Regions from separate parts of the Homo sapiens genome. Here region 2 is linked to region 1. Evidence: read pairs that join two places in POLR2A ChIA-PET (ENCODE). Cell type or tissue: OCI-LY7. All regions are shown on one strand. Each heading gives the region's core, and the rest is flanking DNA. Links, peaks and the distances in the headings are about the cores only.

What was found. Peaks named below come from ENCODE experiments on the same cell type or tissue, not always from the same donor. Only the 100,000 strongest peaks of a DNase experiment are listed, where the experiment ranks them.
Region 2: POLR2A ChIA-PET joins it to region 1 with 5 read pairs; 1 of 35 experiments calls an interaction of 5 or more read pairs at or near these places.

What each region holds. Positions count from the first base shown.
Region 1 is chr20:47,464,968-47,472,452 of GRCh38, forward strand. No RefSeq gene overlaps it. Among named protein-coding and RNA genes, the nearest start is that of NCOA3, 33 kb to the right of the region's middle. RefSeq lists an enhancer at 3,711-3,870. In OCI-LY7, for the core only: no CTCF peak of the experiment used is centred there; DNase peaks (open chromatin) are centred at 2,314 and 3,484; H3K4me3 peaks cover 1,290 bases; H3K27ac peaks cover 2,500 bases.
Region 2 is chr20:48,004,416-48,011,900 of GRCh38, forward strand. LOC107985436 (a long non-coding RNA gene) reads left to right here. Exons shown (of 4, transcript XR_007067623.1): 2 at 6,193-6,966. Among named protein-coding and RNA genes, the nearest start is that of LINC01522, 18 kb to the left of the region's middle. RefSeq lists an enhancer at 1,575-2,075. In OCI-LY7, for the core only: no CTCF peak of the experiment used is centred there; no DNase peak of the experiment used is centred there; H3K27ac peaks cover 306 bases.

The sequences.
Region 1 (7,485 bases), core at 2,299-4,798:
TCTTCGATAATGCTAAGTACCATGTTGAGCAAATGACATGTTTCTTTCTCTCTCCTTCCACCCCCGCCCCCAAAGTCCTATGACTTCCTGGGTTGGAAGAGAATGTAAGTGTTCTTTTGTAATCTTTCCAGGACACCATTAATGGAACCACAGAACACCAACTTTCACACTCTAATTCCATGTGTTTTGGAATAAGATTTACTTTGCCCCATGCTCCAGAGTTGGGTCCTGATTGGCTTACATCAATCAAAGTCTTTTCTTTACCCTGGCCTTCCCACTCTGTCACCCAGGTTGGAGTGGCACAATCTCGGCTCACTGCAACCTCTGCCTCCTAGGTTCAAGTGATTCTCCTGCTTCAGCCTCCTGAGTAGCTGGGATTACAGGCACATGCCACCACGCCAGGCTAATTTTTTGTATTTTTTTAGTAGAGACAGGCTTTCACCATGTTGGTCAGGCTGGTCTCAAACTCCTGACCTCAGTTGATCCGCCCGCCTTGGCCTCCCAAAGTGCTGGGACTATAGGCGTGAGCCACCACGCCCGGCCTCCCTGGTCTTCTTGTTAGGGTTCGCAGATGAACACATCACTGAGTGAGAGGCAATGAGATCCAAGGTTTTATCTGGGACTCCGGAAGGGAAGCAGTTTCTTCCCTTTCAAGAGAAAGCCCTGAGCATATGCTTTTCTCCTGTGTGGTGGTGTCGGTTTGGGAGGCTTCAGTTACTACAGTAACTTTGCCACCAAGAGAGCAACTCTTTCAAGTTGTCAAGGATCCATAGGTATAGATAGTTCTCAGGGGCTCAAATATTGTCAGAACCTAAATTCTTTCTCTGCCTCTCTTAGTGTGTTAGATATTCTCACTCGTGATGCCACGATAATGCCCACAATTTCAGACATTCAAGTCATAACAACACGTTTCTGTTAATGAGAAAAACCTTTCCCAGCGTGCAGCGGAGTTTTTTTCTTGTCTTATTGGCTAGAGGGCATCACGTGATAAGCCTAAACCAACCACTGACAAGTGGTCTGGATCACCGTGATTGGTTCATATGTATTCCTCAGGCTGGGGTTGGGACTGGGATCCATCTCCCTGGAAGCACATGGCCAGCAGGAGAGGGGTGGACATCTGGTCCCAACCAGAATTCTCATTTAAAAAGGAAGAAAAGTTTTTGAGTAGGCCAACAATAATGTCTGCTATGTATCCTGCCATTTGTGGTGGTATATTTATCAGTCAATTGCAAGTAACAAAAAACCAAAAAGAAAAAAGATGTTAGGGAGAAATGTATTGGCTGGCACAACTCAAAAGTTCAGAGTTTCCCAGCTTCAGGCATGGCTGGATCTGAGCAACAAGGTCATAATTATTTGGTCTCTGTTTTTATTGCTCATCTCCGCTTTATTCTCAGGCAGAATCTTACCGAGTGGTGGCTCCAGCAACTACAGACTTACTTCCTACCAAGTTAGCAATTCCAGAGGAATCTTTTAGGCAACTGTTGCAACAAAAGTTTAAGAACTGAGCCTCAAAGACTTGGCTTGGATCACAACCCCATTCTTGAACCAATCACTGTACCCAGAAGGAATGAAAAATTCTAACTGGTCAAACCATTTCTTTTTTTTTTTTTTTTTTTTTTTTTTGAGATAGGTCTTTTGCTCTGTTGCCCAGGCTGGAATACATAGCTCACTGTGGCCTCAAACTCTGGGTTCAAGTGATCCTCCCACCTCAGCTTCCCAAGTAGCTGAGATTAGTGGTGTGCACCACCACGTCTAACTAATTTTTTAAATTTTTTGTAGAAACAGGGCCTTTCTATGTTGGAAGAGGGTCAGGCGGGCGACTTGAGAAATCAAGCGCTCTGTTTTACCTGTGATTTGTGTTTCATATGCTGACATACTTCCGGGGTCTTGAGTTCCTTCTCCCGTGATTTTTCACTGGGGATGGGCTGTCTGCACGTGCAATGTGTTTATTGGAGTTGTGTACGTGCTCACTTGAGGCATTCTTCCCTTACCAGTTGAATGTCCCTAGACGGTCATCAGTTAAACTTTGCCATTTTGCCTCTTAATTCCCATGCTTGAGCCCATTTACCCAGTCCTGAGATCTTACTGGGAAGCTGCTGATCACCAGTTTCAGGTTGTTGTTTTTTTTCTGCTTATTGGGAGACTGCCTTTCCCTGGAGTCGGCTGAGACCAATCATTATTTTAGAGAGATAGTTAACAACCGCCTGAGCATCACCTGATGGTCACCTCTGGTCACCTGACATTCCTGGTGTGTGTGTGTTGTGGGGGAACTCTCTCTTGCTCTGTTCATGTCTGACTAGCTACCTACTGTAACAGCTGCACCACTGCATTCCAGCCTGGGTGACAGAGCGAGACGCTGTCTCAAAAAAAAAAAAAGGTGATTTGTGGCGATGGCAAAAATCTCAAAGGCGTTACATGAGTCACTGAAATTTGGGGAACTCTGATAGACCCAGGTTCTATCCTGGACTTTATTTGGCTGAACCAAACTGAACAAAAATTCCCTTGCATGAAAACTGGTGCTGGAGGAATATTTTCTTTGATTGATTGATTGAGGCAGGGTCTCACTGTCACCCAGGCTGGCATTGAGTGATGGAATCACGGCTCACTGCAGCCTCAACTTCCCGGCCTCAGGTGATCCTCCTGCCTCAGCCTCTCAAGTAGCTGGGACCATGGGCGCACACCCAGCTACCCAGCTAATTGATTTTTGTGGGGTTTTTTTTTTTTTTTTGAGATGGAGTCTCACTCTGTCACCCAGGCTAGAGTGCAATGGCTCGGTCTCGGCTCACTGCAACCTCCGCCTCCCAAGTTCAAGCAATTCTCCTGCCTCAGCCTCCCAAATAGCTGGGACTACAGGCACGTGCCACCACACCCAGCTAATGTTTGTATTTTTAGTAGAGATGGGGTTTCACTATGTTGGCCAGGCTGGTCTCAAACTCCTGACCTTGTGATCTGCCCACCTCAGCCTCCCAAAGTGCTGGGATTACAGGTGTGAGCCACTGCGTCTGGCCTATTTTTGTGCATTTTTTGTAGAGCCAGGATTTTGCCATGTTGCCCAGGCTGGTCTTGAACTTCTGGGCTCAAATGATCCTCCCGCCTTGGCCTCCCAAAGTGCTGGGGTTACAGGTATGAGCCACCATGTCCAGCTTGAGGAAATCTTTCCAAGGACTGCTGCCTTCAGGTGGAGCTTCAAGGTTCAAACGGTCTTTATTCATAGCCTTTTTAAATTTGGTGGGGGCTACATTTTTCAAATATATTTTCAAAGGCCTTCATTTGGGGAGAGGCCTTAAATGTGCCAACTGCCAGCTGCAAGAACCAAGTGGCCAGAACATCGAGGTTTTGAAGTCTCGCAAAACAGATGTGTAAAAGTCAACTGCACAGGCAGGACCTTAGAGTGGCACCCGGAACCCAAGGCCTTGAAAGATCCCAGCTTGTTTCTTTACAGAAAGCTTGGCTTTGTTGACCAGGCTGATAGAAACCGCGCCCAGCTGTAGAAAGGTTGCGTGTGTATATATGTGCGTGTTTCTGCTTCCTCTTTTTTTATCTCATACGATTACAAACACATAATCTCAAGGGTCTGCAGCACATGTCACCTTGGAGTTATTTTAGATTTACCCCCGGAACATCAAACGTTCATTCCAGAAGGGTTTGACAGGGCATAGAGAGTGCCGACTAAACCCAGAGGGGGCAAGTTCAAGCATGTTTTTCGCTACCCCAATTTGCATCAGTGCCTCCCCACCCCCCCAAAACACATGCCTCTTTTGCATTACTCAGTGAAAAGTGAAAACTGATAAAGAAAAGGCATGTTTTGTTAATTAAAAACATCTTTATTTAATAGCATGGCTGCTAAATCTGGTAAATAGCAGCATGCTGCTAGATCTGAATAATGGGGTCGTTTTTTTCTTTGACACAGGGTCTCACTCTGTCACTCAAACTGGAGTGCAGTGGTGCAGTCATGGCTCACTGCAGCCTGGAACTCCTGGGCTCAAGTGATCCTCCTGCCTCAGCCTCCTGAGTAGCTGAGACTACAGGCACGTGCAAGCATGCCCAGGTAATGGGGTCATTTTTGTTTCTTTTTCTTTCTTCTTATTTCAACCCTATTATCTGACCTTTTTTTTTCCCTTGCAAATATTCTTGTTCTGTCTCCTATGTCTGGAGATGGAAGATAAGGAAACCCATACTAGTCCTTTTGGGTTGCTCTGATCAAATAACAGAGCAACAGACAGAGAAAACAACAGAGGGAGGGAGGGCTTTCCCTCTTTCCCCCTCCCTCCCTCCCTCCCTCCCTCCCTTCCTTCCTTCCTTCCTTCCTTCCTTCCTTTTTTTCCTTCTTTTCTTTCTTTTCTTTCTTTTTTTAAGACGGAGTCTCGCTCTGTCGCCAGGCTGGAGTGCAGTGGCGTGATCTCAGCTCACTGCAACCTCCGCCCCTGCCCCAGGGTTCAAGTGATTCTCCTGCCTCAGCCTCCCAAGCAGCTGGGACTACAGGCGTGCGCCACCATGCCCAGCTAATTTTTGTATTTTTGTATTTTTTGTATATTTTGTATTTTGTAGAGACGGGGTTTCACCACGTTGGCCAGGATGGTCTTGATCTCTACCTCGTGATCTGCCCGCCTCGGCCTCCCAAAGTGCTGGGATTATAGGCATGAGCCACCATGCCCGGTCTTCTTTTCTTTCTTTCTCAATTTTATTAAGTGCATCCTATGGTACTATGCTGGGCATAATGGAAACCAAAACAGAAATAATGTCTACTCAGATGGAGTTTAATTTCTGGACAGGAGTAACAAACTGAAATGCATAACAGGAACCTAAGATGCACTGAATAGAGCTGGCTTGAGAAAGATAACCTGTAATCTTCACTGGCCTCAGTGTCTGGAAGGCATCAGGGAATAGTGGGTACCGTGGTAAACTGGAGAGCCCATGCTCCTTTCCAGATCCTCAGATCAGCCATCAGGAAAGTAGACCCTCTTTTCCCATACTTTTATATACATATTTCAAAAGAAGCCAGAAATTGACAGAAATTCAGATCTTTATGTGAAATCTACCAGTATTCAAATACTGACAACTCATTCAGATTATTTAAAATGCTTGTATGGGCCGGGCGCAGTGGCTAACGCTTATAATCCCAGCACTTTGGGAGGCCGAGGTGGGCGGATCACAAGGTCAGGAGATCAAGACCATCCTGGCTAACACGGTGAAACCCCGTCTCCACTAAAAATACAAAAAATTAGCCGGGTATGGTAGCAGGTGCCTGTAGTCCCAGCTACCCGGGGAGGCTGAGGCAGGAGAATCGCTTGAACCCGGGAGGTGGAGCTTGTAGTGCAGTGAGCTGAGATCGCGCCACTGCACTCCAGCCTGGACAACAGAGCGAGACTCCATTTCAGACAGACAAACAAACAAAACGCATGTATGGGCCAGGTGTGGTGGCTCACGCCTGTAATCCCAGCACTTTGGGAGGCCAAGGCAGGTAGATCATGAGGTCAGGAGATCGAGACCATCCTGGCTAACATGGTGAAACCCCATCTCTACTAAAAATACAAAAAATTAGCCTGGCATGGTGGCAGGCACCTGTAGTCCCAGCTACTAGGGACGCTGAGGCAGGAGAATGGTGTGAACCCAGGAGGCAGAGCTTGCAGTGAGCCAAGATCATGTCACTGCATTCCAGCCTGGGCGACAGAGCGAGACTCCGTCTCAAAAAAGAAAAAACAACAACCACCTTAGGTTCTATAGGTGATGTTATCTATAGAAGCAATTGGGAAAGTTACAAATCTTGTGACCTCTGGCCACATGACTCCCGAGCAGTAAAGGATTATAGAAACTGTGCCTATTTTATCAGAATTCAGTCCCCTCTCATCCTGCTAACCTTGTGGCCTTTCATTAGTTTTACAAAGCTGGTTTGGTTTTGGGGAGGGCTATTATTATCTTTGCTTTAAGATAAAACCATAAACTAAATTCCTCCCAAAGTTAGCTTGGCCTATGCCCAGGAATGACCAAGGAGTTTGGAGGTCAGAAGCAAGATGGAGTCAACTATGTAAAATTTATCTTACTGTCATAATTTGGCAGAGGCAGTTTCAAGGTCAGCAGTGAATGGTAGCCGCAGTGTGCTATCATTGCACCTGTGAAAAGCCACTGTAATCCAGCCTGGACAACATAGCAAGGCCCTGTCTTTTAAAAAATCTATTTTAAAAAAGGCTGGGCAAGGTGGCTCATGCCTGTAATCCCAACACTTTGGGAGCCTGAGGTGGGCAGATCACCTGAGGTCAGGAGTTCCAGACCAGCCTGGCCAACATGGCGAAACCCTGTCTTTGCCAAAAATACAAAAATTAGCTGGACATGATGGCGCATGCCTGTAATCCCATCTACTCAGGAGGCTGAGGCAGGAGAACTGCTTGAACCCAGGAGGCAGAGGTTGCAGTGAGCTGAGATTGCACCACTGCATTCCAGCCTGGGCGACAAAGGGGGACTCCATCTCAAAAAAAAAAAAAGTGTATAATCAGGCATCCAACTCAACCCGATTGACTAGGACTTTCCTGATTTTAACACTGCAAACCTGGAAAGTCCTGGACAAACCAGAAGGAGCCGGTCATCCTACTTATATGGTACTCAGCATTTGCCAGGCATGAAGTCCGTGATCAGGGACTGCTAACAGGCGGCGGGCCAACTCACAGGCCAAATCCAGCCCCACCACTAGTTTTCTTTTTTTTTTGAATTGAAAAAATTTTGGACCAAGCATGGTGGCTTACACCTGTAATCCCCACACTTGGGAGGCTGAGATGGGAGGATTGCTTGAGGCTGGGAGTTTGAGACCAGCCTGGGCAACTCAGGGAGATCCTATCTCTACAAATTAAAATGAGAAGTAAATAATTTTGATAATTGCAGATTCACACGCACTTGTAAAAAATAATACAGAGATCTCTTTTACATTTTGTCCATTTTCCTCCAACTATGCAAAAGCATAGTATAATATCACATTCGGGATGTTGATATTCATATGACCCACCAATCTTATTCAGATTTCTCTTATTTGTAGAGATGGGGTTTTGCCATGTTGGCTAGGCTGGTCTTGAACTCCTGGCCTCAGGTGATCTGCCCATCTCAGCCTCCCAAAGTGCTGGGATTACAGGCATGAGCCACCTCACCGGACCAGATTTCCCTTTTTAGCTGTACTCATTTGTGTGTGTATTAAGTTCTATAAAATTTTATCACGTCTTGTGTGTCCACCACCGCAGTCCAGATACTGAACAGTTTCAAGACCACAGGGACCCTCATTGTGCCTTTGTATAACCTCACCCACACCTCTGTCCCACAGACTGCACTCCCAGCCCTCATCCTTAACCCCCTGGCAACTGCTAATCTGTCCTCCAGTTCTAAAATGTCATTTCAAAAATGTTACAAGCTGGATGTGGTGGCTTACGCCTGTAATCCCAGCACTTTGGGAGGCCGAGGTGGGCGGATCACCTGAGGTCAGGAGTTTGAGACCAGCCTGGTCAA
Region 2 (7,485 bases), core at 3,056-5,555, 540 kb after region 1:
GGCAAAAAGAGCAGGAAAAGGAGTTCCAGGCAGGGGAATGGCATGTGCAAAGGCCTGGAGGCAAAGATGGTGCAGCAAGTTGGAGAACCTGAGTGAAGTTCAGTGGGGTTTAAGCCGAGTGTTAGGGTGAGGATGACAAGGGAAGAAGGCAGGGGTTGGGGCTGTAGGGGCAGACAGTGGCAGGGCCTTCTCAGCCACATGTGGCACTGGGGGTGTCTTTAAATGCAGTGGGAGACCTCAGTGAGGTTAGCAGGGATGTGACGTGACCATAGAAGGTCCCTCTGTCCATGGTATGGGGGATGAGGAGGAGGGGCTGCCCAGGGCCAGGGTGGTCTGTGAGGTGGGTGAGGCCATCATGTAGGTGAGAAAGGATGGTCACCTGAGCTAGCAGGGTGATGGCAGAGGAGGAAGGAATAGAACAGAGCCAAGAGCCATTTAGCAATCAACTCAGTAGGACTTGGGTTTGAGACAAGAGGGAGAGGGAGGAGATAGGGGATAAGAGAGCTGCCCAGGGTTCTGGATGGGCCTGGAGGGACGGGGTCACCAGTCACTGAGGCGGTGACCCCCAAAGAGCCTACATTTGGGGGTGAATTTATCGGGCTGAGTTGAAGGTGCCATGGGACACCCATGTGGACCTGCAGGTCTGAAGCCAGGAGAGTGGTTGGCTGGTGTGGCTAAGGAGTCCCCTGTGTGTCTGTGACCCCATGTGTCTGTGGTCTAAGGGGGGCTGAGACCCCCAGGAGGGGAAGCAGAGTGAGCGAGAGGCAGACTCAATGGAGGGACCCCCTGGATTTAGGAGCAGGAGAAGAAGAGGACAAGGGTGGCAGAGAAAGCCTGGCTGAGCATGGGAACAAGAAGGGGGCCTTCATCAATTCCTGCTACTATGACAATATGCCTGAGACTGGGTAGCTTATAAATAATAGAACTTTATTCCTCACAGTTCTGGAGGCTGGGAAGTCCAAGACAAAGGCGCTGACAGGTTCAGTGTTTGGTGAGGGCTGCTGTCTGTGTCCAAATGGGTAGAAGGGTGCCAGTCACATCCAGGAGCTTGGCCTCATGCTGGAATCACCTCCTGAAGGCCCCGGCTCTTAACACTATCACGTTGGCAATTGGGTTTTAACATGAGAATTTCAGGAGACACCTTCAGACAGTAGCAGAGGGGTAGACCAGGAGGAACGACGGCCCAGGACCACCCTCTGTGGACACCCAGGAGGGACTGGGCGGGTCCTTAGGGGGAGCACAGGGAGCTCCATAGGAGAGGCTTTGGGGAGCAGGGCTGGGAAGCCCAGTGGGAGTGCCGGGGTGAGTGGTGGTGAGGCAGGGGTGTAGACACTGACCGCAGGACATAGAATTTCCTTAAAGGGAGGAATGTGGGCTGGAGCGGGGGTTGAGGAGAATATGTATGCGTGGAAGAAATCTATGCAGTGTCCACAGTCTACAGAGAGGCCTGGGCTGCAGAAGGCAAGCCAGGCAGGTCGTCCCAGGCACAGGGAAATCCCCAGAGCTTGGGTTTACTGAGCCCGTCCTGTGCAGGTCTGGATCTGAACACTGTGTATGCAGTATCTCACTGAAGCCCCTCCCACCCGATGAGGCAGGGCCATCATGCCACCCATTTTAAAGGGTAGGAGACTGAGACCAGAGAGGGCAAATAACCTCCCCACAGTCACACAGCTTGGAAGGGGCCGAGTCAGGGTTCCAAGGAGAGCCTGTACCCCTCCCTGCTGCTCTTAGCCTGGCTCAGCTGCAGAAGCCGAGCCCCAGGGAAGGTTGTGGTTTGGGGCACCCCGTGGCATTGTGTGCACAGGGCCAATGAGGCGCAGGACTGGGGATGGGGGGTGGCCATGTGTGGCATCGTTGGTTTCTGTGGCAGGAACCAGAGTTGTGGCACCCAGGGCTGCAGACTCCGGTTCCTCTCTGCTGAGCCCCCTTTGGGTCAGGGACTCAGTTCCTGATTGTTTCCTGGGCTCTGGTTTGTGCAGTGGCTTGATCTCAGCTCGGTGCAAACTCTGCCTCTCAGGTTCAAGTGATTCCGTGCCTCAGCCTCCCAAGTAGCTGGGATTACACTCGTGCACCACCAGCCCTGGCTAATTTTGTATTTTTAGTAGAGACAGGGTTTCGCCATGTTGGCCAGGCTGTTGTCAAACTCCTGACCTCAAGTGATTCGCCCTCCTCGGCCTCCCAAAGTGCTGAGATTATAGGCATGAGTCACGTGCCTGGCCTTGGTCTAGCAGTTTTTTTCAGACCCAGCCCCAATGGGAAACAGAGGCATGCGCTGCAGGGGTTTGTGGCAGAATTAAGGGAACTGCTAAATGATGAAAGCACCTGGGGACCAGCAAGAGATGGAGCTGCCCAGAGCCCAGGGCTGGAGGGGTGGGTGGAGGAGAGTGCATGAGTAGCCCAGGGAGAGCCCTGCAGGGAAGGTCACACCACAGGGAGAGTAGGGAAGAGGCACTCTGACCTTTCCCCTCCTGCCTTTGACCTCCAGGGAAGAGTCCCCTTGGCTGAACATAACTGGACGCCAGAGGGCAGGGAGCCCCGGAGATGCGATTCTCAGGGGCCAGTTCTGGAACAGGGAGCCCCAGGCAGAGAAGGGATCCAAGTACTGGGGAAGGAGTTGGGGAACAACAAGCTGAGGCATCTGTACCTTCTCCCGACACTTTTGCCCCAGGCTGCAGGGGGAAAGTGGAGGAGAACAGAGGAGAAGGTCCCTTCCAGGCCCAGTCCAGGCTTTGGGAGCACAGGGTGCCAGCCAGGGGAGGAGAGGGAGCTTTGGAGATCTGGAAAAGCCGGCAGAGAGGAAGAGCTTTAAGGAGAGCTGAAGGTTTGTGACCATTGAAGTGGAGGGAGGGAAGCAATGACTGAGGGGCAATGAGTGGGCTCCGTGCTCAGCATGAACTCAGTATGGGTTATTCTATGTTTTCTCATTTTAATGCATTATTTTTTTTCGAAGTTCCATACTCTTATTACAAAGTTTAGGTAATATGAGAGAAGCAGGTGGCAAGCACTTGTCTCTCCAGATCTGCTTCCTAATAGAGAGGCTGGCCGGTTCAGGGCTTGACATTTCTGCTCAGATTAGTTTTTGAGATATGATCTAACTGCCTGTTACTTTTTTGGTGGGAGTTGGAAAGTATTTCAAATACTAATGTAAGAAGGCCACTTCCTTTTTTCACGTTGGGATTATAAATCATTTGAAACTGTTTGGGGACAATGCATTTTACAGACACTCTATCTGGCCAGGTACAAATTGAACATTTAAGCTCAAGTTCAAATGTCTCTCATCCTTGACTTTGATGTAAAAACATGTCATATTTCACTCGCGGATTGCATGTGAATAAGCAATATCAGTTCTCAGAGAATGGAACCACAGCGAAAGGGAAGATAGTGGTTGTGTTCATTTTCAAGGGTTGCCGTAACAAATTACCAAAGACTGGGTGGTTTAAACACAAGAAATGTATTTCCTCGGCATTCTGGAGGGTAGAAGGGTTGATTTCTTCCGAAGCCTTTCTCCTTGGCTTGGAGATGGTCATCTGCTCCCTACATCCTCTGCACGTGTCTGTGTCCTCTCTTCTTTGAGATGCTGGTTGTATTAGTCTGTTCTCACATTGCTGTAAAGAAATACCCAAGACTGGGTAATTTATAAAGAAAAGAGGTTTAATTGGCTCACGGTTCTGCAGGCTGTACAGGAAGCATGATGCTGGCATCTGCTGGGCTTCTGGGGAGGCCTCAGGAAGCTTCCAGTCATGGTGGGAGGCAGAGGGAGAACAGGCACCTCACGTGGGAGCAGGAGCAAGAGAGAAGAGGCAGGCGCTACACACTTTTAAATGACAAGATCTCACAAGAACTCGCTCACTATCACAACAACAGCACCTCAGGGATGGCGCTAAACCATTCATGAGAAACACCTCCATAATCCAATCACCTCCCACCAAGTCCCACCTCCAACACTGGGGACTACAATTCAACATGAAATTTGGGCAAGATCCAAACCATATTACTAGTCCTGTTGGATTTGGGGCTGGCACAAATGACCTCACTTAACCTTAATTACCTCTTTGAAGACCCTGTCTCCAAATACATCATTCTGAGGTCCTGGGGGTTAGGACTTCACATATGAATTTGGAGGGGAATCCAATCTGGTCCATAACAGCTACTTTGTTTTTAATGAAAGCAAGGCTTTTCCTTCTTTTTCAATGATCCCAGTTCACACCCAAATCTGTCATCTCCTGATTCTCAGAGGTATTAATCAAGCTGTCAGTAAGAATTTACCAAGGACTTGTTCTCAGATTCAAAGGATAGTGAATGGCACTAGGACAGTTAAAAATCAGATGCTAAATTCATAGCACATATGGTCTAGCTGGGAAGATAAAAATACTTAGCTTTTGTATTAAGTATTTAATTTAAAAAAACCCTCCCTTTTTATTGCCAGGAAAAACCTACAAGAGAAAAACCATGCTTGGAGAACATCAGAGATTCTTTTGGCTAGCAGAGTTTGTAGTTTTCAGTCTCTTAAGGGATATTTCATGTTGCCCATATACAAGCCTCAGACGCCCCATTTTGCTCACATGCAATAGAAAATTAGGCCATTTCTGTTCCAGTGACTCAGCACCAAAGAAGTCATCCATCTCAGATTTAAAATTAACTGCGAAATGCAAAAGAGACAACTCAGTATAGGGGGAGTGAAAGAAGTAAGATATTTTGCAAGCTTAAAAACATTTTGGAATGAAAATCATCCTTGTAAAGCTGGAAACTAGAAGAAAATTCTGCCAATTTCTTTTTGTAAAAAAAATGTATCTTGAAACTTTTAAGGAGTATTTTATCAAAGGATCCATTCCCAGCAATGTTATTTTGAGGATCTATTTGATACCAGCTGACATGCTTCTATTTAGCATTTCACTGACTTCAAAAATCACAGCACCCAAATTACAGGCTCTAACTGAAGAAGGGAGTAGGTCTGTGAGCTGAGTTTGATTAATGTATTCACTTCTATCCCTGTCTCTTTCTTGCCTTTGATAATGAGTGAAACTGCTGCATGAGTTACTCATTTATTTTGGAAGAAAAGAAAAGGAAAATGGGGTTTGGTGGCTCCCAGGTGAGCTGACTCTTCATGTACGTCTTCCTTGTGGTCATCCGCATTGAAGCAGGTCACTGTACACTGGCCAGGCTTGTGCAGATGACTTATGAACCTGGCTGGTCTGCTTTAGATGAAAGCATGATGGTGCAGGAGGTCCTGTGGTCCTTCTCACAAATGGCGAGGAAAATTCTTCACCAGATGAGTGTAGCCTGAGATGCTTTTGTGAAGGTTGACATCTGCTTGTGATGTGATGTGATGTGATGTGATGTGATGTGATGTGATGTGTTCCTTAGTCAGTTTCCACTGAGGGCAGATAAAGAAAGGCTGTATTAGTCTGCTCTTGCATTGCTATAAAAAGCAAATTACCTGAGACTGGGTAATTTATAAAGAAAAGAGGTTCAATGTGCTCACTGTTCTGTAGGCTGTACAGGAAGCATGATGCTGGTATCTGCTCGGCTGCTGGGGAGGCCTCAGGAAACTTTCAATCATGGTGGAAGGCAAAGGGGAAGCAGGCACGTCTTACATGTCCAGAGAAGGAGGAAGGTGGGGAGGAGGTGCTACACACTTTTAAACAATCAGATCTCACAAGAGCTCTATCACAAAAACACCAAAAGGGGAAGTCTGCCCCCAGGTTCCAATCACCTCCTACCAGGCCCCACCTCCAACAATGGGGATTACAATTTGACTTGAAATTTGGGTGGGGACATAAACCCAAACCATATCAAAGTCTCATTTTTTCAAGAGAGAGATTCGTTTATATGGTGTCTTCAAACAGGGACTTCTTTTCCTAAGTTACTCCACAGTTGACCCAACTGAGGAATCCCTAATGCTTCCTCTTGAGCTGAAGCAATGCATTCTCCTAGAGATCTGCATGGTAACCACCTCTTCAATCCCATCCAAGGAAACCCTGACCCAGTGACGTGACCTGCACTGTTGTCTGGAAGGACTCATCTGGGTTCAGGTGTTTCTGTGGTTAAGGTTCTCAAATTGGGATCTTTCGTGATTACCTGTGAATACTTCAATGAGGTTAAAAGTGTAACCAGATGCACCAGGAATGTGAAAGGAATATTTTGTATTTTTCAATGAACTATCCACAGCTAATACTTTTTATCTTCAATCAGTGTTTCCCACGTGAGAAGCCAGCACCACCACCTTCATCAATATCACCATGACTTTCATCGTCATCACCATTACAACCACCATCATTAATATCACCATCACCTTCACGTAACTACCTCCACAACCACCATTCTCAATATCACCATCACCTTCATTACCACCACTACAACCACCATCAATATCACCATCACCTTCATCATCACCACCACCACAACCACCATCAATATCACCATCACCTTCATCACCACCACCATCATCATCAATATCACTATCACTTTCATCATCACCACCAGCACCACAACCACCATCAATATCACCATTACCTTCATCATCACCATCACCTTCATCACCACAACCACCATCTCACAATCACTTTCATCATCACCACCACCATAACCATCGTCAATATCACCATCACCTTCATCATCACCACAACCACCATCAACCATATCACCATCACTTTCATCATCACCACCACCACAACCACCATCAATACCACCTTCATCATCACCACCACCACAAATCACCATCATATCACCCTCACTTTCATCATTACCACAATCACCATCAATATCACCATCCCCTTCACCATCACTACCAACACAGCCACCATCATCAATATCACCCTCAACTTTATTATCACCTCCACCATCAGCAGCAGCATCAACTTCATCATCACCATCACCACCTCTGCCATCAGCAGCATCATTATTATCTTCATCATCATGGTTTCAGCCACAATCGGAATCAACAGCCGTCACCCAGAGTTGAAGGAGGTAGGAAAATGCTTTTGTAAAGCACACCTCAAATGAAAAAAAAAAAAAGCTTATTGCCTATAAATCGACCATGGATTTCTTGGAAATAATTTCTAATTCATTCAAGATTTTAAGCATGCTAACTGCTTTTTATTATGAAAATGCTGCAGGCTACTTTTAGGGAAGGGCAAGAACACAGGGTCTAAAAATGGTCCTAGTTAATGGTGAATTTTGAAATAAATCGATGCTATGCTTGATATATTCTGAATTTTATATGTTCAAAGTGGATGGGAGAAAAATGAATCACCTGTAGAGAAAATATATGTGAATTCTCAGAGGACTTTTAAAAAGTGAGACCACTTAGATTTGATACAATTTGAGTTGATCCAAATCCTGCCATGTCACAGGGTTTATGAAGCCAAATCAAAAGAGAGGGGAAACATTCACCTGTGTTAATATTCATGCATTTATTATTGTTCTTTCTCTTCATAAAGTAGAGAATTTAAAGGTTATTATAAAGCTCTCCCATGAATTATTCTG